Linked DNA regions of Mus musculus: region 2 is linked to region 1. The links are chromatin loops, found by intact Hi-C in ENCODE. Cell type or tissue: heart. All regions are shown on one strand. Each heading gives the region's core, and the rest is flanking DNA. Links, peaks and the distances in the headings are about the cores only. Region 1 overlaps Mid1 (midline 1). Region 2 has its middle 81 kb from the start of Mid1.

The links. Hi-C counts contacts between places; a loop is a spot of excess contacts. Peaks named below come from ENCODE experiments on the same cell type or tissue, not always from the same donor. Only the 100,000 strongest peaks of a DNase experiment are listed, where the experiment ranks them.
Region 2: it touches region 1 in a loop (2.3-fold over the local background); 2 of 42 quality-filtered maps call a loop at or near these places.

What each region holds. Positions count from the first base shown.
Region 1 is chrX:169,898,483-169,910,278 of GRCm38, forward strand. The region is part of intron 1 of Mid1 (midline 1); the gene reads left to right. Among named protein-coding and RNA genes, the nearest start is that of Mid1, 25 kb to the left of the region's middle. In heart, for the core only: no CTCF peak of the experiment used is centred there; no DNase peak of the experiment used is centred there.
Region 2 is chrX:169,792,968-169,804,763 of GRCm38, forward strand. It overlaps a transcript of Mid1 not described here. Among named protein-coding and RNA genes, the nearest start is that of Mid1, 81 kb to the right of the region's middle. In heart, for the core only: CTCF peaks have their summits at 6,127 (motif pointing right) and 6,332; no DNase peak of the experiment used is centred there; H3K4me3 peaks cover 494 bases; H3K27ac peaks cover 509 bases.

The DNA of each region.
Region 1 (11,796 bases), core at 1,917-9,916:
AGATTAGTGGTTACCAGGGGTAAAGGGGGTTGAGGAATGACTATTAATGGGGTGATAAAAATATTCTAGAATTAGATTTGGGTTATACCTAACCCAATCTGTGTTCTTAAAACAACACTGAATTATATACATGAATTGGGTATTTTGACATGGGAATTATATCTCATTAATTTTTTTTTTAAGAATGAGCATCTAGAACTTAAAATAAAAGTATTGAGGACCACTTGTTTGTTTCAAATTTTTAAAACTGAATTTTATTATTTGTACATCATAGAGTTGATTTTCTCTTTTCATCTTTATGTGTGTTCTTAGGATTGAACTTGGGGTACGAGTCTTCAGAGTTATCGTGCTCTCCCTCAAAGAATTTCTTTTTTAATCCCAAATTAAAACACTTTTACTCTGTGTCTCTAATAAGCAGAACAGCCTCACAAATATAGAGAATGGAGGTCACTTTCTTTCTTATTCCAAATGCTTAGTAAATTGTGCAGGTGTATGCAAATGTGAATGTGTCTTTGTGTGTGTGTTTGACAAGAATAGTGTTCAAAGCAAGGTCATGTCATTTACGAGATCTATAGGCAACCTTGGAGCATTCGTGAACAAAGTGTGAAGCTGTTTGCACCGTTCTCAAGTCACATGAATCCAGGCTGGCTTCAGTACCCTTGCTCACAATGAGCCAGATAAGAAATATTTGGGGCCTTCAAGTCTGTCGGATTCCTTAATTCAGCCATAAACTACATAACCACTGTGTCCCCAGAGAAGTTTTATTTGTGGACACTGAAATTTTTAAGCCTGTGTAATTTTCGTGAGTCACAAAAAAAAAAAAAAAATCCCACATTTAAAAACGTGAGAATCTCCTTGTGGGCCACAGGAAACAAACGGAGGATTGGCTTTGGCACATAGGTCCCCTGTTGACTAGTTTGCAGACTCCTGCTCTAGGCACTGACTTGGAAAGGCACCTCACTAATCAGCACATTGTTGTGAAGCATGTTAAATTCCTCAAGCCAGGGTACAAGGGAAAGCAGTAGTGCTGCTTTATTTTGAAGGGCTGAGCTCTTGAAAGACCACATTTTAAGTCAACTTTTTAAGGAAATTATGAAAAATCAGCTAATAGTAACTTTTGAAAAGAGTATTCAGAATGTAATAATGCTACTTTGTGTGATTTTATTTATTTTTCAGTTTTTTTTTTTATTTTTAAGTCAAGAAAGCCATGAATATCTTGAACTTTGTCCATTATGAAGTGTGCCAAGGTTGTGGATTTTAAAGGCATGGGAATTTTTCATTGCTTCTGGCTCCTGCATGTTAACAGCAAAGTTATTCATTAAGTCAATATTTTAAAAAAACTGTCAACAAGGCTTCTTTTATACCAACCATATCTGCATTGGATACAGTTCCAGAGAGGTGATTTCTTTCCTCTTCAACTAATGAGTGTATCCATTGTTATTTTAATGACAAATCATTTACAGAAAAAGAAAAACTTTTCCAGTAAGAAGTCTCCTATATCTTAGTAGTTTATAAGAGGACTCCTGAATAAACCAACCATCAGGATGCTGGCAATGCTTCTTGAACAATGAGCCAGAAATACAAAAGGAAGAAAGCTATAGGAAATATACTGGCCATTTTATATTGCACTTTTGGAGTTACTTTTAGATTTCAGCACAAGTCCAAAGTTGAAGAAGATAAATATTTTTAAAGAGTATTTCTCAGCATCCCCACAAAACAACCTCCCACATACCTCTTGGTTCGGTCAGAGAATTATTAAGATTTACGATTGGATGAAAACTTACAAATATTCTCTCAGAATGTCAGTAAGAAATTTCAGGAAAAGATAGAATGTTTTTCAGTAAAAACTTTACATTTTAATAGTATCTACTGAGAATACAATTTTCCAGCCTCACCCATAGACAAATATTCAAGATGAATTAAGCATGCACCCTGCTATCACAAGCTTTACCATTATTTAAGTTTGTAGAAAGCCTAGCATATCTGGCAAATGTAAATTGTCTCCCTAAGTCTATGACTCCCTTTCTTTGTTCTCGAGCACAGGAAAGAATACAATATTCTAACATCATATGATTTTTTCCACATCTTAAAACACTCTAAATGGCAGAGCTACCTTCGAGAACCTTTGCTCTCAATTACAGAAGACGGACTTGAGCAGCTTTTTCCTCAGAAAAATTGAAAATATTTTGTGAAAGAGGCTCTCTTAAACTGGAAATATTTCAGCATTTGTTTATGATATTGTCTGACATTGGCTTTTAACATTTTTTTCTAGTTTTGTGCATTACATGGTACTATTTTATTCATTCTTTTTGAGGTGAGTAGAATGAGCTCTGGAAAAGATAACAGAAATGAGAAGTTACTTGAAAAGTTTTAAATTCAGTCAGATTTGTATCTAATGCTCTTCTCTCTGCAGCATAGTATATTACTCATCTCTGCTTCTATTTTTTCCAACAGAAAATTCAGGAAAATTAATTCATGGCATTCACCATTCAAACTTCCTATCCTCTTATGTAATCCTTGGCCAGTCCATTATACAGAATGGAGAAGAATGGAAATTTGGGGCAGGAAGAATGAATGTTGAAACTATAGAAAATAAAGTCCCAAGGATGCATTAGATAGTTGAATGCAGCCTATGGATATATGAGCTGAATATGCTATGCACTTTCTACATTAAGTGGGAAAGAGCTCTGGAAAAATTAATTTTTAAGTACAAGGTGACTTAAGAAAAACTAGAACTTGTATGAAAAGATTAGTTGTAAATTTTCCAAGGGTTAGGAAATAAATCAAAGACCCCCCCCCCCCAATAGATTTTTTTCTTTGAATGAATTGTCACTGGTCAGAATATGAGACTTACCTAGGAGGCAAATGTTGCCAGAATAAAAAGATGAAGATGTATTAGTTTACTATTAGCATATAACAAGTTAACACATGCATACAATTTAAAGTCATCACCCATATTTTTAAAGCTCGGGGCTCTGTAAGGTACTCTGGCTATGTTCTTTGGTCATTGATTGTCTTACCAGGCTGAAATTCAGCTTTGAGTCAAACTATGTTCTTCTCTGGAGGCCCTGGGGATGAATCTTCTGCCAGGGTCATAGTTATGGACTGCATTCACTTTCCTAATATTCTAAGGTTGAGCTACTTCATAACTGTTGGTTGGGATCCTGCAGGCCGTCTACACCTCTTGTCTGTTTCTGCTTTTTCAGCAACAGCACACTGAGTCATTTGCCCATAAAACATCTCTCTGAACTTTTATTCTTTCAATGACAGAAAACACATGGCTTTGAAATTGTCCATGTGATCAGGCTGGGCCTATCTGAACCACTTCCCTTTCTGATACCACCTGTACACTCCAACATGACATACTTCTGACTATCTTGTAATAGTCTCAGGTTTCAGAGGTAAGGGAGAACATCTCTGGGTTGCCATTTTAGAAAGTTGACCTGCTGTAGAGATTTTTATCTGTTGCTTTGCATCTTTATGTACAATTCGCTCACCACTGCTGGGGTGAAAAGGCAGAATTGGAACTAAGTGTCACTAGCTTTTTCTTCCAAGGAAAGCCACACATTCTGGCATTAGGCTGCTCCCCTGACCATCTTCTGGGTATTTATTGACCTGTGGGTCACGACTCCTTAGTGGGTTACTTAGTTGGAGGACTCCTGGAAGACATATATGTTTACATTCATAACCGTAGCAAACTTATGAGGTAGCAATGAAAATAATTTTATGGTCAAATGTCACCAGAACATGAGGAACTGTATTAAAGGGCCATAGCCTTAGAAGGTTGAGAATCACTGCTCTAGAGTGTAAATGGGTCATCTGAAGACTTTATGGACATGGTATTCACAAGAGGGCAGCATAAAGCAAGAGCTAGGAATAGTGATACCAAGTCACTTGATCCTAGTCTTTTGTGAGATGGTCATCAACATCTTAACCAACCAACACAGGCTTCCTCAGAAGACACGAGCCAGTTTGTGCAGTGCAGCATTCCATAGCCCATATTCTAATGCTCCCCCACCCAAAAAGGTCTTTTAAGACCTGTGTCCTCATTCTACATCCTATGAAATGGAATAATCGTAGTTACAGTGCGTATCTTTTTGGATTTCTGCTTTATATAAAAGAGTAAGATTATTTGCCACTAAAAACTGTTTTCCATTGTCAGTATATGTTGTACTGGGTGGGTTGCTCACTTTCTTTTTATGAAGTCTTTGGCTTATCCGGTCTATTTGGTTTGTTAAGTGGTTGTACTACTTCAGTTGTTCTAAAAGGTACTTAGTGAGAAGTCAGAAGAGTCTTTGAACATGAAAAATCACCCAATAAATTATATTTAAACTAACAACTAACTAAACAAAGTGGAAAGTATGATCCCATCTTTGTGGTTGAAATGTACAGGAAAATGACCAGAAGGATTATTCTATGGAATACTACATCTTAGTGGTTACCCCTTCTATAGGTGACTTGCTTTGGGGGAACTGTGATGAATGAGTGCACAGTGCATTCATGCACAGCAAAGTGCTATTAAAAAGTTAACCATTCTCTGTTTTGCCTTTAACATTCAAGATGAATGGGCAAGCTAAACTCAATCATTCACATGTAGCTAAAGAACTGTTTTACATGGCTCATTCATGCCTCTCTTAGATCTCTAGAGGGCAGCCTCAAAGTTTACTATTCATTCTTCTTAATGCTGGTTGGATGCACATGTGCTATTTTCTGTAAAAGAAAATACTAAGGAGTATTTCTTCTTTTATAACAAGGTTTTAGTGTCCCCTAGGCCCCCTTAGTTCTATTTACTTTGGATATTTCAGGAGTTACTGTAGGGCTTAACTGTGGTGAGTCTTTAAGCCCCCTTTTTAAATTCATAAACTTCCTCAAGTCTTAGAAAAATGTCAGGTTACATTTATATTTTGTAACCCAGTTGGAGTATAGGCTGCTTCCATTCTGAGCACCTTGTTCTAATTTATGTCAGGAGGAATTGTATATAGGTCAGGGTGGGGAGCATGTTATAATTAATGGGGTGGACAAGTGGACTTTCAGTATTTCATAAAATAAAATAGAACTCACATGTGCTTGTAACTCTTGTGTTTTCAAATATTTACATGTCTTCTAGTAAACATTAACTATAACATATATTTCTCCTCTGAACTTGCTGACTGGGAGGTCACAAGCCATTGCTCACTGAGTGGAATACATAGATGACAAGGTAGTTATGTAAAAACTGGAGTACTCAGGGGATATCAGTTAATGGGCTCATGGAAATAATCCAGCCTTGGGTTTTTCTCCTAAATTTTCTCATGCTTGAAGCACCTTCTTCTTGATAAGCTCCAGATGTCTGTCCTAAGGGTAAATGATGATCCCTTAGCATGAGAAATTCTTTAATGGCTCCTGGTGAACAAGAGGTGATTGACCAATGCTTAACTACTAGTCTTTTAAAGTTAATTTATAACTAATAGAGCCTAGAGTCCAAATGTACTATACACTCATATACCAAAGTTCCTAATGTAGGAGCAACATTTTTCATGATGGTAATATGTACACCCTCCAAAAACGTTTGTGTGTGTGTGTGTGTGCACGTGCACACACGTGAAAGAGAGAGAGAGACAGACAGAGAGAGAGACACAGAGAGAGACACACACAGAGAGAGAATGATAATATAAGCCTCAGTCAACAGCTGGCATTGATCTTAGCTGACATTTTCAAGGTCATTCCCCTACCTTGCATTGGCAGGAATTTTTTCCATAAAAATAATTTCCAAAAGTTAAGAAGCCTCATGTATGTCTAGAGATCTCCTTCTCTTGATAATAGTTTAATTCAGTATGGTGATAGACTTTGCTAGCTCAAGTTAGCATAGGCTAGGCATCTGTGAGAATTTGGAATGGAGATCCCAAGATAGACTTGTAACTACACTGGAGACATCTGGGGCTATTCAGCTGCCATTATATTCCACAAGAAAACCCAAACACTAACACTCACTCAATAATACATATATTATGTATAATGTGTGTATATATATATATATCCATATTTGCTCTTTAATCATATTTAGAGATATTAGTCTTTAATATGTGATAACAAAATTGATTAGAAGTATATTAATATATGTTATCAAATACTTAACATTATATAGAGAAGAAAATTTTAATAATTTCCTTTAATATACAAACATTGAAAAGCTTAACCTTGCCTTTATTTTGTCCAAAAAATGAACCATTTTATTCATTACAATTTTTTTCTACTTTCCTCGGGCATTTGGGACATATAAAGAAGATGATTGTATGATTAATGTGAAAATGAACATGGACATAGTTATACATTCAAGCCAAGCTCTGATTTCTCTCCTTGTGATGAAATGGGAAAAATATATCAGTGATCTGAAAGGAAAAGTAACATTTGGAATTACTAAGAGCCACCCAGTACTTGATTTTAAGCTACATAAGTAAAAGTGAGTGGAGTCAGGCATTTTAGACACATTTCAGTGAAGATTAAAAAAAAAAAAAAAAGGTTTCGTATTTGAGGTTCAGTTAACCAGAAAATTAAATTAACCAGAACTCTTATATTTACAGAAAATTTCAACCAAATGAGGAGTCTCATACTTTTATCATCATCTTAATTCCCGCACAGAAATTAATTCTATCTTCTATTTCTTGGAGGGTATTTGTTTTCAAAGTCATTGCCTTGAAGGAGCAAGAACTATAGTGCCTTTTTATTTTGGATATTAATAATTATCACTCATATATGTAAATATGGACTGCTTGTGAGAGGGAACATGTATGCACAAGAGAGAATATGTTTGCACATGCAGCATTTAAAGGCACACTAGTAGTCAGTGCTCTCCATTGTGACATATAAAGAAGATGATTGTATGATTACAATGCTTTTCCATTTTTTTCTTCCCAGTAGCTTTCCCTTTCCAATCTGTGATTTAGCATCACAAGTATTTTTCTAGAAATGGATCAGTGTTTTCTTGTAGATAACGAAAGTTTGGTAGAGGAGAAACTGTACTACAATCATCCGGATAAATAACTTCTATGTAACAGAATAATGTCTTCACAAAGATAACAAGGAAGTGAATCAAAAAAGCTCCAAAGTAGCTCAGAGGCTGTCTCTTTTGCTTTTGTTTTCACTGTCTTTCTTTCCTTCTTTCTTCTTTCCTTTTCTTTCTCCCCCTCGCTCTTTTTTCTCCTTTTCTTCCTTCCTTCCTTCCTTCCTTCCTTCCTTCCTTTCTTTCTTTCTTTCTTTCTTTCTTCTCTCTTCTTCTTCTTCTTCTTCTTCTTCTTCTTCTTCTTCTTCTTCTTCTTCTTCTTCTTCTTCTTCTTTCAGTCACTAAGCAGGAGATTTTGCCTGATTAAGGAAAAACTCATCTTGATTTTCATTTTGCAATTTTGACAGACTTCTCTTTTATAGCTGAGCACACACACACACACACACACACACACAAGATCTTTATTCAGGCAAATGATCATTTGTGCTATTGTAAGCAAGATTCTGCTGATGAGAATACGAAGTCTCAATGATAAAGGAGAAAATGGGTCTCCAAGTCTCAGCTCTAAAGGACCTTGGAATTTGCCCACTACCCTAAAGACCCTCATTACCATATCCATCATATTGTTGTAGGGTCTGGTGTTTTGTTTTGTTTTCTTTTGATAGCCTACAATCCAAGAAAGGCTGTGTAGCACAGTGGCTAACTAGGGTTTTGTGAGAACAGGGTAGAGCCAGGGATAGAAAATAGAGGTTTTGGAGTTCATCGCCCCAGGGGGCTAATGTGCATAAAGGAACTGCCACTCAGGATCAGGAGGAAGAAGCACCCATGCAAAGAATTGCTTCTGGATGCTGATAGTCAGGGGCGGGAAGCAGGACCTGAGCGCCCCTCTTTGAACTCCTGATGTTTTGGTAGTTTATGTTGTGGGGGGAGGTTAACTGGCAGTGGTTCAAGCACAACAAAGCGCCCTTCAGGGAAGTCACCAGCATTCCTATCATCCTCTAGTGTCCTTTGCCCAGCGCTCCAGGGGTGAGTGATTTCCTGGTCTCTTTTCCAATGAAGAAAATGACTGAAGTTACAAAACTAAATATTTGCATCCATTTAAAATACAGAGTAACTTGGAGGAATTTGGAATGGAAAGTATAGTGATTGCGAGTCGGCAGAACTGTTTGGATCTGTGCCTTGGATCAAGTGCTCCTGTTAACTTAAACAATGACAAGCTAAAGTAGCTGCTTAACAAGAGACAACTGATCAAGTTTTACCATAAAGATGATAAATCAGGCATTAAAATCATTTCCCCCCACAATGCAATGTAATTGTTTCATAGTTTCGACTGCTAACATTCATATATTTTAACAATAAGTTTAGCTCCACCATAGTACAGCTTTGTCACATTGAAAGTTTACTGTTCTTAGAGCCAGACGTTTTGTAAATGAATTTCTAAACCCTAGATTACATTTCAAGTACAAAGTCCTTTCAATTTCCCTCCCCCCTTTTAATATAAGGAGCCACACTCTTATCAATCCTGATAGAATGAAAGGATAAAATGTTTGTGAAGCAATGGACACTTAGATTGAATCTCAAGGAAAGGATAAAATACTTAAGAACAAAAGGGTTTTTGTTAAGTCCTAAACAATTGTTTAAATTAATAATAATAATAAAAACCAAAGTAACAACACAAAGACCATAAGCTAAATCCACAAGATCATACCTTTGGATATGAATTCCAAAGTAATGCTGTATATTTATGCTTTACAAATAATACTTGTAAATAATTCTTAGACACTTAACAAGGAAATTTTCTGATTATAGCAGAGAAAAACAGTTTAGTCTGCCATAGGAGTGTGTTTTAAAAGTCATTAGGATCCTTCTGATGGTTGTAGAATTTATCCTTATAGATTACCATTATTTTTGTGGTACTTGGTGTGGAAATCAGGAACTTATACGTGCTAGGCAAATACTCTATGAGTCAACTACATCCCCAGCCCTACATTTTCTCGTTTAAGAATTTTTTTTTTTTTGCAGAAGTATTGCATCTCCACAAAACAGTTTGGATCTTGGGTTTTAGTCCAAAATTATCTTTATATTGGAGCTAATTCACTCTCAGAAGGCTGCTTGTTTTAAAAGACAATATACCCTGCCCTAAACCTTATCTCTGGAGTTAGAAAGATAGCTCAGTGGGTAAATGCTTTCCTTGACAGCATGAAGACCAGAGTATGGATCTGTGGAACCCACAGAAAAGACAGCAAGGGTGGTGGCCACCTGTAATTCCAACACTTGAGAGGCAGGTCCTGAGACAATCTAGCCTAGCTAGCTAGTATAGCTGATTGGTGAACTGGAGTTCAGTGAGAGACCCTGCTTCAATAACTAGAGAGCAATCTAGGAAGACACCTGGCACCAGCCTCTGGCTTACATCTGCACATGCATGCACCCACACTCACCTATACATATGTGTGTACTCACACATATTTGAATATGTATATATACATGTATGCATACCACACACATATACATACCAAAAAAAAAACCCCAAAAAAACCAAAACCTTAAATAACCCTTGTCTCTTGCTTCAATGTGGGACACTAGGGGAGTATCTCTCAACCTTCCCAAGCATCCCCTGGGCCTATGCTGTTCATGCAATGGCAACTCTCTTTTCCTCCCTTAATGAGTGCCCTTGGGATCTCATTCCTTCTGGCTGATTCTTACTAAGGTGGCCTCCAAAATGATGCTTGGTCACAATTTTGCCTAACCAGGAAGGGGTGTTATTTTAAGATACTACTGGCCTCTTCTTGCACTGTCAATCATATACTGACCAGAACTATCAGACAACAGGACCTTACAGTTGTAACACATCTTTGACACTCACCAATCTTGAATCTGGGGTTCCAGATGTTCATTTCCCACAGCACTCTACTCACTTCCTGCATTTCTCTTCCCTACAACCAAAGTTGTATGCTCACTGGTATTTTCAGTTTTGAGTTAGCATTCTAAGATCCAACACACATGCAGGTATCCAGGTACACATTCTGAATACTACATGCTGTGCTTTAAATGTGTCCACAAAATTCACGTGCTAGAAATTTAATTCCCAATCCAGTAGTGTTGAGAGGTGTTCGAGCTTGTTCAAGTGGGTTTGGCCTTATGTTCACTACTGCTGTCTAGGACATATTTCTCTCTGAAATAGACTTCAAGGTACAATCTTGCATATGTCTTGATCTATGACTGCCCAGGCTATGCTACAAAATGGTGACAAATATATTCCGTTTCTTTATATCATGCCCAATCAGCTCCTTTGCTCTAGAAAGACAAATTAGCCCAAGACACTATGCTTTCTTCTTTCTTGGCCCACTGAGTCTCTAGGCCATCCGGTCAAAGCACATTGCTAAAATAAATCAAGAGGTCACTCTTTTCAAATAACTCAATCATCTTGCCTTTTCAAACAATAAATTGTAAAAGCTTGACTTTAATGCCCTTGAGAAAGAAATTTATGCTTGGTATCTGAAACTAAGCAGTTAATCTGAAACTAAGCAGTTAATAATTGGGGATGGTGGTGAAATTATAACTCTCTGCTTAAATGCTGGGAAGTTTTATACTAAAATTAAAAATATGTCTATAGTCATATCGCCCAGAATATGTCTGACCAAACCTAAAATTAAGATGCTTTTGCTTTTTTTTATTGTCAAGAGGATAGTTAGAATGTCAAGAAAGACCACCCAGATATGAGTTGAAATATCCCTTTTGCTAAAATAGTCTATGTACACCTGCCAACGTTGTTTTGTGTAATCTCCTTAACTTCTTTCATTTTGTATGAGTATTTAAAATAATTACTTTTGCAAACTATTTCATTTATATTTTCTTCATTACCATGTAAGTTCTCTAAGGGCAGGCCCTTGTTCTCCTACTTATTACTATACTTTAGGGTCCGGGGCCCTAGAGCTGCTCCTGAAAGCTGGCAAGACAAACAAAACAAAACAATCCAAATACTTGTGGAATAAAATAGCTGAATTTTATCTGCTTTTTAATTCCAAAACAAGTTTACAATTAAAAATGCTTACAGAATCAGATTATTGTCCCACACACTTGTGTGTGGTATATGTGTGTAGTTATGCATACACATATACATATATTTAGAAGTCAGCGAATGCCTTAAGTGTCTTCCTCTATCAGTTTCAACCTTATTGGCTGGATGAGTCGCTGAGCCCAGAGATTGCTGTTTTGTCTAGGCTGGCTGATTGGCTACTGAAACCCATCTCCAAACAAAGGGTGATAAGCATTTATGGCCATATGTAGCTTTTATGTGAATGCTGGGAAGTTGAATCAATGTCTTCTCTTTTTATAGCAAGTTCTCCTACCCACTTAACCATCTCCCCAGCCCCTTTCCCCATAGTCTCCAAACTATTTTGGTATAATGTAGAGAGCTTATGTTTTAGACTAAGTCCAGGCTTATTTGAGACTATGAAGGAATGGTTTTTAACAGCTGTAGATTATCTGGCCTAAATCTATGAGTAGAACTTCCTTGTTAGTTTTCCTGTGTTGCTGCTGACTGTAAAGGGTGGTGCTGGTGGTAAAATCTCATTGCTTCCTTGCAAGCTTCTTTTACTGTGGACTTCCTTGACTTACGGATTGTTTAATGTCATGTGAGAGTCTGCATATACTGTAACTGCTAGGAAGTCCACTGATAACCTGATTTCTATTTGCTACTGTTAGTCTGCCCCACAGGTGGAGACCGGAACCATGTGTGCTGACAAATGAGTCTCCACAGATTGCTCAGATTTGTGTAACTCTTGAGTGTTACTATTTTTAAGCTGCTTATATACAAG
Region 2 (11,796 bases), core at 2,347-10,346, 110 kb before region 1:
GGGCAGACATGGTTTTGGAATTTTAATTTGGGCAGCCTCTGCTTTAGCTGAACAAAGAACATGGAAGGTGATAGCATGTCTCAAGCTTGCTGCCACTTGAAACATGACCCTCCTCTTTTTAACAGTCCCTAGTTTTTCTGCAGAAACAAGCCTCCCTCCACGATACAGGAGAGCAGTCAGGAGAGGACAGGGAGTGAACATGGATGACAGAAGTGTCTGTGCCACCCATTCATTAGGGACTCACAAAGGGGTATAGAAATGTGGAGCTTTTGTAGGGATTGAGAGCACCATATCAAATGTCTATGGGGTAATTTAATTACATGGGCATGGTAGGAATGACACAGTGGTTACATTAATAAACTGAAGCATTAAAGAATAATAGCCCAGTTATTGCTGAATTATGGGAAACACGCTGCCTATTCATTCCTGGTGATGTTAGAAGAGAGTAGGAGTGGGCTTACCACTTTGCACTTCCAATGCATAAAGAAACAGTCTTTTGCTTCTACAGACCTATGGAAAACTGGGTGCAGTAGAAGACCCAAAGTCACACCCAAGAGCATAAATCTTGCTTTGTGCAAGATGCTTAAAATATCATAACCTAAGTCCGTTTTAAAGTACTAAATTAAATTGGCTTGGGGCAGACATAGTAATGAGCATGTGCTATATAAACATCTCTGAAGAAACTTTTCAACAGATTTCGGAGATGATAATCCCTGACCACTGTTGTGGGCATCTTGTTAGTAGAGTCTATTTGACACAATCATAGGCCACTAGGTCATTAGCTTAAAAGAAATAATCTATTATTTAATATAAACTAACATAAATTTTCATTTTCATCCATCCCTTATGGACAGCTAGGAAAAAAATACCCTATCCACTTTTCTAGGAGCAAAGGAAAAGGAACTCACATTTGATTTCATATCATTTATGAACGGGGCCAACATTGTTCCAAAAACTGGGTTACTGGAGAAGAGAAGAAATATGTGAAACTGGAGAAGAGAAGAGATATGTGAGTTATGGCCTCCACTTACAGATTCAAGTCGAGGAATTCAGAGATTAGCAAGCCTTCTCCCACCTAACTCCTGAGAATGTTTTTGTAAGCTCTTTTACATACTGTCTTCTCATTGGCATTTCTTTAATGGTAAAAAATGGTGAAGAATTAGAAGACCCATCCTACCTCTAAAATCCTTTGGCACTATGAAGGCGAAAACAGTTATCATGAGGTGCTAATAAACATCTCATTTACCCAGAAATGAATAAATGAATAAACGAATAAACAAAGGATGACTTCAGAAACACTAATAATATAAATGAATATAAATATAAATCCAATAAAAATTTTATATGTTGTACCTTAAGTTTTAGAAAAGCTTTCTGAAATTCAAATCTGAATAAGTCCAGTAATGGAATTTGAAGAAACAGAGCACATACTTCCTTCAGCTAAAGTAACCTGATATGAGTTCATGTTCAAAATACAAAGTTGGAGTATTTCTGGTGACACATATTTCCCAGAGGAGGCCAATGCTTCTCATTGTCCTAGAATCACCTCGACACAGACTCTTTACACCACTGTTCCTCAAGTTGAGCAAGCAAGACTATCACATGGGAAACTTGTTAAATTTCTGCGCCAAATCACAGAGCTCTGATTCCCCGGGCCTGGGTTGGAGCCGGAGAGTCTGCATTTCTATCCATTTCCCTCCTCCCTTCTTCTGGGACTGATGATCCAGGGACCAGTTTAAGATTCACTGCTTTAGGTATTAGAAAGACAATGCCCTTTGGAGCCTGGAGAGAAATTGCAAAATCCCCTTTAACTTGGCAGTTAAGGCCAATTTTCTTTCATGTTGCATTGACAGACGTCCTTGATGAGGTAGTCCTTGATAATTCAAAGGGCAGAGTTTAGAAATCCTAAAGATGAAATGGAAACCGCGTGGCTTTTCCTTGTGCCACTTAACAGGCGTTACATAAACAGACATTCTCCTGCAGACTTGGTTCTTTACTTTAGTTCTTCAGAGCATTCCACTGGGATCAAAGAGTAGCTGGGTAACTCTGGCTAATTGCATCACTTTCCAGTCCCACTTCATCGTGCGCTCTGGGCAAAGCAGATGAATCCAACCATTGCCCACTGGTTCCTGTGTAACCACAAGTTTCAGAAATGGATTAGTCAGCAGTTCCTGGCTCTCCTGCCCACACTAACCACAGTTTGGCCACCAAAAATGTGGGTCAGCACATTGCCAAAGTGTCGAAGCATGGTGGTTACAAGGACCAGAAAGCTCAACTTAAAAACATGTGAGTCCGTTGCAGTTCAGAACAGGGAGAAGGAGGGCAAAGGTCAGTCCTGCTGTTCTTGGACCTGATTCTGTTATGCCATCTTTTTGTGAAGCCAATTGCTGCTCACAATTTTATTTATCTCTTAAAAATTCTGCCAGACAGTGGTTCAATTCAATAAGACTTGGCTGTAATTTTTAGTGAGATGTAGCTATTACACCGTTCCTCTTTTTCTCAGTGAAAGAAACAGCTGATTAATTTCATACTCCCTACTTAAAATCACTCACCTTTACTCTTATCCAGAATCATAAAGCCACACAATTGGAAACAGCACCTTTTCTGCTTTAATTCTGCTATGAGTGCACAATTTGGATTAACATTTGCTGGCGTTGCCCTTGTACGCTATTATATTGTTGGCTTCTTCAGAGATGTCTTTTTTTTTTAATGCTAAAATATTCTTTGTAGAGAATGTCAATGCTTCTCAGTCATTATTTGGATGGTATCAACTTACTGGTTCTGATCTAGTGATAAATCTGTCTTAGTACTAGGCTGAAATAAAATTCTCAGAACTTATAATTTGTTATTTGTCTTGCTTATACAGCTTTAGCCATAATAAGAAGTGTATCAATATATACCAGAGGATTGGAGAGATAGCTCAATAGGGTAAAATGCTTGTTGATCATCTTAGTTGGATCCCAAGAACCCATGTAGAAGTTGGGTATGGCAATGTGTTTCTGTAGTCCTGTCCTAGTGCTAAGCAGAAAGACAGACAGTAGTAACCTTGGTGTTTGCTAGACAGACAGTCTAGCTGAATCAGAAAGCTTCAGATTCAGTGAGAGACCCTGTCTCAAAAATAAGGTAGACCATTTTTAAGGAAGACATCCAGCCTCAGCTTCCAACTCACACATGCACACATACTTGAAGTGCATGTTCACACACACACACACACACACACACACACACACACACAATTCATGCATACACACAAATGTATACACAAAGAAAAATCCAGACTGGATTTTAAACCCTTTACTTGCTTCATTAAGAATGAAACATAGGACATATTAAAAGAAAACATGAGACAGTACGGAATTAGAGACATATTTGGGCACTCTGCTATTGGCTATACTATTTCTTTTTTTGCAACAGTTGGTTTTCTACGCACATAGACAGTAAGGATGGCACAGCTCATATTTAATAAAGCACATATTTTTTAAAACTGCATTATTTTTATGCTGAGACCATGGCTCAGAAGTTACCAGCACTTGTTTAGAAATCATGAGAATCAGAGTTTAGGTCTCAGTATTCACTCCACAAGTGAAGCGTCCAGTAACATCCTGTAACTGCACCTCTGGGGAAGCTGATGCTCTCTGTTCTCTGTATACAAAGTGGTGTGCAAAGTCGCATGCTTGCACGTCTTTATACACATGCATATATCCTCATGTAGAAACACACTACACACACCTAAATGAATAATTTTTCTAAAAATTCACTATGATTTATATATGAACCATTTTACATAGACTATATATTTTAAATTAATTTTATTAATTTATATGTATGAGTATTTTGTCTGCATGTACATCTCCATTACCGCATGCACATCTGCGTGTACACCACGTGCTTCTCCTGTGCCTGAGGTGCTAAGCTTCTGTGTGAATACTGGCAATCAAACTCCAGCCCTTTGCAATAGCCAAAAGATCTGGTAATACCTGTGCCAACTCTCCAGCACCTAAATTATTTTTTAAATATTAGATACTTGCAAAATTTCCCTTTGTGAGTATAACATTATTTTGTCTTGTTTTGTTTCCATAAAACCCAAATCCCCAGAGGAATGAATGTTTTCTTGGTAAGACATTCTGAAAATGGATAAATGTGTTCTTGACTTGTGGATACAAAGAATTGGAGCTTTTGATTAGCTGCAGCCTGGTTCCCATGTTTGAGATTTTTGGGGCTCAAATACAGACACAGCTGGATTTATTGATGGAACTTTGCCACCTCCAGTGTCTCAGTGAAGTTATCCTTAAGTGAGAGAGAAAAAAATGTGGTTATTTTTTATTTCTGTATTCAGAAGTGAATGACTCACATTTCCGGGAAATGTTCCCTGACTTGTTTATGTAACACTATGGATTTGGAGTTCACAGCCATTGTTTAAGCACGGTGAGGCTGTAACATAATGGAATGACCTCCTTAGAAAATGAGGTGATCCAATGAAGCCTTGTCATGATTTCACATGACAGCTTAGATGCAGCTCGCAGCAGGCACATGAATTCATGATTGCTTCTGATTTTTAAAGTGCTAGCATTTTTTTTCTTTAGGATCCGTAACATAGTAGAAATACAGTGTACAATTCAATACTTAAGCTGTTGTGTATGAAGAGCCATGTTTGTGAATTAAGGAAGCACTGAAATCGTGATGGCATAGTCAACGTCACCTAACAGGACTGATGAGAACAGTGAAAGCACAAGGTGAACCAGATGGCAAAACGAGAAACCCAGCTATGTATTTTACTTGCCTTTCCATTGTTCTATAGAGCAATAAGCATAAAAGAATATTTCTGAAAATCTCAGCTCAAGTGACACTCCATATATGATCCATGTAAGGAATTTTCCAGAAGGAAAAGATCGTGCCATTATTTTCTGAACTACAGCACATGTAGGTCTCTTTACTATATTGTTGCTTGGACATACATTTTCCAAGTTCTCAGGTATAGGTACCAAACTACATACATTACTGTATGAACACCATTTTATTCGGCACTCATAAGCAACATGTACAATCAGTATATGTAGAAGACATTATATAACTTATAGAACCTAGAAAAAATTGAAATATAGTGTCTTTTTTTATAAAAATGGTAATTCCAAATAGTGATAACAAAGTATAAAATGGAGTTCAAGGCCCTTCATGGTGCCCTGTGCAATTTCCGCAGGGGTAACATCTAGAAGTTTACCTCTCACATGAATAAAAAATGAATACACTGCTTAGACATTCAGCTAATCAACCAGAGGCCTAGTCTTGGCCTCTGTAATCATGGTTTGGTATTTTAACTAAGTTACAAAACACAGAAGATATGGTTTAATTCTTTGTCTTTTTTAAATGCCTTCAGAACTTTTGGTTCTTTTTTATTTAGTTCTTTTATTTAAATAAGTGGTTCCCTTATAAGTTAGTGGACACCATTGAAGATTGCCCAACCAACAGTCAGCTTTTTAACTGAAGTTTGATCAGCATGCATTGTGTGTCCACAGCCCTCATTTTACTGGAACTTAGCCACTTTACCTTACAAGTAGTTAAGAATTCTGTTGTATACCCAGCACTGAGGCAATTGGAAGACGAAATGGTGCCTTCAACGAAATAGCACAATTATCCTGAATAGGCTCAAATCACGTTTTAAAAACTTACTACCAAGCATTTCAAGGGAGAATAGGAATGTCAGTGTGATGTGTGCTTTCTGTGACAAATTTCTTATGTGATTTCTTTTTTTAATGAGAAAGGAGTGTCACTTGGGGGCATTCTTCAGCAAGGCTTATTTATGCAAGTTGGAGAGAATGGTACTGTACAAAAGGCAAATTTTTCCCTGGAAAAATTCAGGCACTGGAAATGTGGTCTTGTCCAGATAGTGAGAAAATAATTGTCTCCAGGTTTGATGAAGGGTTTATAGCACTAATGTTCTAGGATGAAATACAGCTGGTTTCAGATTCCAGTGTCAACTCAAAATCAAGCTAATTTCATGTGGTTTGGGGTTTTTGCAACTACTTTTTTGTAGAGTACTTGTAGGGACGTTTTGTTCCAGAAACATCCTTGGGAATACCCCATCCCACCCCAACCAGAGTAATTACTCCAGTTCCAGATGAAAATTTACCAGACGGCATTACTTATACTTCCCAGCAGAGGGCACCATTATACCTTCATTGATTCTCGATGTCGCCACGAATTCAACAAAACTCTCCCCCGCCCGCCCCCCCCCCCCCCCACTCACTTTGTTTACGTCCTCGACCCGAACACATAATCCTCAAAAAGTAAAAAAGAATAGGAAAAAATACATTTCTGCAGAGGAGCAGCTTCTGTGGTTCTAAGAGGGAGGTCTTTGTGTCGTTAGAGGTGCTGGGGGATTAGATTCTGTCTACAAAATTGAATTCCAAGATAGGCTTGGTGCTGGCTGTCTGGCTGCCTTGCTTCTCTTTGTTCTTGTCCCTTTCTATGAAATGTTTCCCATTCATCCCAGAAAGTTTTTTTCTGATGAAATTTATGTACACATAAACTAGTAAAATAAGGTAAATGTTAATTTTCCCATTGAAGGCTGGGAGCTCATGAACCTAGTGTTTGGGATGATGGGACATCTTTCAAACATTAAGTGTAATTTTTGCTGCTTTCAAAACCAGTTTGGTGGAGGAAATCAGTTCACTAATTTATATTTGTATGTTATTCCTCAGCTGTGCATATGACATTGTATTAATTAATCTTTAATTCACACTAGAGAGAGCTGTGCTAATTATTTAAAAAAAAATTAGTCTCATGCAAAAAACTTGTATAGGAAATATCCTATTTAGCACAAGGAACCCTTTATTACCCAACTTGATTTTTGAGAAAACATTGGTTTATAATCCATGCTAATTAAATTATTTTTTAAGTGGCAAGATTACAGTATACAAAGCAGAGTATCATGTCTTGATTTAAATAAAATTAGAACAGTAAACACTTTTTGAAATTATCATATGTTAGTGGTATAATTTTTAAAACAAGCTAGGCATTCTACATATTGTCACTAATTGCTTTAGTAGTTATTTTTCTCCTTTTGTCTGATGATATTGTTCCCTTATGTTAACATTTTGGCAGACTCCTTGAATATAAAATATTTTTCAAGCCTGACTAGACATTGCTTCATTTTTCATTCTTTTTTCATTATGTTTGGAGTATTATCAAAGGAAGCTATTGGTATTTTACATGCAGCCTACTTTTATTCGTTCTGTCTGTAAGCATGAGATACAATTAAATTAGCAACACTACTAATTCAATTGAAAAAAAATGTGTGGTAGGATGTTCCAGACTTGATTAACAAAAATACATCATGTGCAAATAGAGGCTGAATCTATGTTACTTCTCATAAACTTATTGACGTGGATGCTAAGGTGCTAGGAGATGTCTTGATCTCCAGGCTCAGCAGACAAATGTAACACGGGGCTCTGTCTGAAACAGAGGCGTTAATGCCCTCTCTTGTCTAGCTTCAATCTGTGCTCAGCTTTCAACTGTGCCTCCAGGAAGATACGTTGCTTCCAGGGTTATTTAGGATCCTATTAAGGAGCACAAAAGAAGGCTTCCTCTTACTCTTCCACTGTGTTTTAAATTTTCTTTAAGAATAGATGTTTCAAAAAGTAATGGAGAAGCATCTTGCTTTGGAGCTTGTTAAAGGGACATTTACCAGGGTGTAAAATTCCAAGTGCTCTAAATGCCTAGCCAGATTTGCACAAATGTGTGCTTTTCTACACTCTTTCCATCATGTTTCCAAGGTGCACAAAGGATGACCTTGCACAAGGATGCATTTTCAAAGCTTGACACTGAGGTGAGTTCGCAGGTAACTAAACTGAGCTACTGTTCTCTTTATAACCAAAAGACTGGCTGTGCTGAAAATATTTTAAAAGCAGGCATTCAATCACCCCGGGTCTGAAATCTGACAAATGGAAACATTTAGATCTAGAAATCTTTGCATGGTTTTAACTACTGGTCTTGAACTTTATAGATTTATGACATCATTGCCAATACCAGAATCAAGATAAAAAGCAAAAATTCCTAGCACAAACATTTAATCTGTCAAGCTTAGGGAAGCTTGCTGTTCTTTAATTCCTTTATACTACATCTATTTATTTTGTTGATGGGAGAGGGTTACAATACTGCATGGGGAAGTGGGAGTACAACTTGTGAAAGTCAGTTCTCTTCTATCATGTAGCTCTCAGGAATTGAGCTCAGGTCCTCAGGTTTGACAGAAAGTGCCTTTGGTCAATAAGATACCTCAGTGACCTTATCTTCATATTCTTGAGTGATTCAAACTTAGGACTTCTTTAAGAAACCCTTGCTATCTGTCCCTTTGCATTCCTTCCCATAACTCTTTAGCTAAAGCAATGGTTTTGAACTTATCTATGATGTCAGCACCACCTGGGGACATAATCAGATCCTTTCTGATTTCTCAGGTCTAGAACTGGACCCCACCACTTCCACTTTCAGTGAGTTCTCAGGTGACGATGAAGGTGGCAATGAATTTGATAGGGAAAAGATAATCAGAGAACCACTGAGGTACATTCTGACAATACAGCAGCCTCTGCTTCCTTTGAGACCTTGTTGAAAATTGAAATACTCCCAAGGTATTGCACCTCTTATAGAAATTCCTTGCTCTGAAAATGAAGACATCTATCTATCATTAAGCTAAGGGAGACTTCAATCTTGTTAAGATCTCATGTGGTCATGCCTGATAATAATGTTTAAAATAATTACTCAAATTTTGAATTAAAAAATATTGAATTAGAAGTTCATCAGCTCAGAGTGTCTCCACATTGACATTATTGACACTTATATCTAATTATTCTTTAGTGTATAAAGTTGTCCTGCATATTGTACAGCAGCATCCCTAGCCTGTATGTGCCAGATGTGATGCCAACTTCACAACATGCATACTCAGGCTATGGTAGCGAAAATTGTTCTAGACATTGTCAAACATCACTTGCAAGGAGAAAAGCCATCCCTATTTGAAAATACTTATGTTATATTATTTTCAAATTCATTAAAGCAGGGTACAATCATATGAACATGCCACTGTAACTCCTTTGAGATTCCCTTTCAACATTTAATTTGTGCAAATCTTCAGACTGTGCATATCACATTTTACTCCTTTGACTCATCTATATATAGATGTTCCTTATCTATTCATTTGTTGCTTTTCTTTCTTTCCAAAAGCTGAGATATTTGGGTATTCATGAATCCATAATATAACTTCTGTATAGAGGTTCCATCTACTTTGACTGTTTTAATTATGTTTTGGATCTTGTATGCCTCAACATGTTTTATTAGCTTATAAATATTGCAGTGCTATGTTAAACTTTAATAGTCCCTATAAAGGCCCAAATATTCCGAGGGCTTGAAACAAACAAAAGAAAACACCAAGAGATGCTGTGGCAGAAGTTCAAGGCAAGGTTGGTCTATATGATGACTTCTAGCCAGACCTTGTCTTAAAACAAATGAAAAAGGGTCATGGTCATTAAAATGCATCTAAATGTTCTGGGGCAAGTGTGAGTTTTCTGAAGATCTTCCCCTAACTAAAAAGCTACTTGGAAGCATTTTTACTTAAACCAATACAGAAAGGGGTTTCATTAAATGGACATTGCATTCCTTAACAAAAAAGACCACAGCTTACATGGCTTCTTAGAGCACCATGAAAAGATCCCATTAATACAACATCAGTTTTGTAAGGAAGGAAGGGCCCTAACAAGCTCTACTGCACAGCCAATGATACACTCTTGTCTTCCCACTGCTATGAATCTGGGGCTGGGAAAGATGAAGTGGGGTGTGGAGGAGGTACCTACCATCACTGAACATTCAAAAATAGGAAGCATTACTTAATGACTTCAGCAATCTGTCTGAAGACTGGACATGGCTGGTTTCTGTCTCACACAGTTATAGTGACAATATTTTTAGAGCAAAGAAGCATAGTCTGACACAAGAATTTGTGTTACTTCCAGATGTGAAAAGCATCTAAGAAGGGTAGAATGGAAGTCAGTATGTTGAAACATTCCATGATATTTAGGTGGATTGTGTAAAATGGCAAAGGAAGACTGTAATATGGAGTCTTTATGCTCCTCATGCATTATACTAATGTGATCAGAGACTGTATGTGGAATGCCAGAATCAAAGTTTATCATAGTATGAGAAATAAAAACAGGAGGAGTAATAAAAGATAAAAAGAGAGACATCTCTTCTCCAATGTAAAGGATGATCTGGCTGAAAATTATTAAAGTAGACTCACATTGTTTGTGGGATGGTAAATAGAAGTTTAAAGGAAAGTAATGTTATGACCTTAAAGACATATCATATAATAATTAATTCTACTTCTAGAAATGTACCCTATGAAAATATGTGCTAGCTCAGCTAATGTGAGAATAAATTAAGGCTGATAATAATGATGTTTTATATTAGAATAAAAAACTGTAAATGATCAAAATGCCAACCTAAGTAGATTATGTGGCTTTTCTGTATAATGGAATATTGCATTACAGTCAAACTAAGAATGCTAATAAAATAATTATAGAGCACTACATATAGATTTATTCCATTTTAAAATATATATGCTATGTTTGCATAAAGACAACTCTGGAAGTTTGTACCATAAATTGCCACCTGTGCTTAACTGCTGTAAGTATGCTGGGTCAAATATTATTTTATTTTCCTGGATTTCCCTGAGTTTCTAATAGTTTAGGGATGCACATGGGCGATTTTAATTATACTTAATTTAAAGGGGTGAAAGATCAATATGAATATGAAGAAAATTCAGTGTGTCATAACTAAAGGAATAAGATGTATGTAAAAAGTGATTCCGTATATGTGTGTCTCAAACATCTAGCCTGATTGCAAGCAGAATGATACAGCAGCTGCCTTTTCTCAGGAATTAGCCTAAAGAGCATATGCATTTGTTGTCTGTGTTAGTTCTTTGTACATGAGCTTTTCTTGTAAGGACAAAAGTGCTGCCCAATAACACACACACACACACACACACACACACACACACACGTCTTATACATTACATAATTTTGGATCTGCTTAAAGTATGCTGGCATGATATTACCATGATATTACTATATTTTGTAGAAATACAAAAACCACTAATTTTTTCATATTTTTGTAAAATCCTCTGGGAAAAATAAAGGCGGGAGAGATATAAAACTAGTCACACATTTCGATAAAAAGAAAAATAACAAAAATTTGCATTATGCTAAATCACAGAGTATTGCACCAGACTAGCTCCAGGCGCTCCTAAACCCCATTAGTAGAAAGGACCTTGGCTCCATCCTGACCTGCCTATCAGTGAAGCAGCCATTATCTGAATTCCTGTCCTAACAAGTTCTTTCATTGCCAGCAACGCATCCCTCCACCTGTAATAACAATTGACTGTGAATATTGGACCGCCAGGTAGCTTCTTTCCCCAGAGGACCCAGACACATAATCTTCCCAAACACTTAGACCCATAAATTCAAGGCTGTTAAATTGAGCTGTCTCATTTAAAACAGAAGAATCTGCTGTCTTTCACTCTCTCCACATCTTACCCATGCTCCCTCCTCCAACCTTCTCCAGACTTTCTGACTTTTTTACTTCCTTTCCTGAAGTTTGTCTTGTGAATTAAAATCGTCATTGCAATTAAAGCTGGTTACACTTTGTTAGAAGAAAATAAGGAAGTTTTAACTGGCTCTTATAACTTGTCACAAGGGGATTACAACTTCCAAAATGTCATGCCATCCAAAAATGTACAGGCTTTAGAAGAAGGACCCAGGG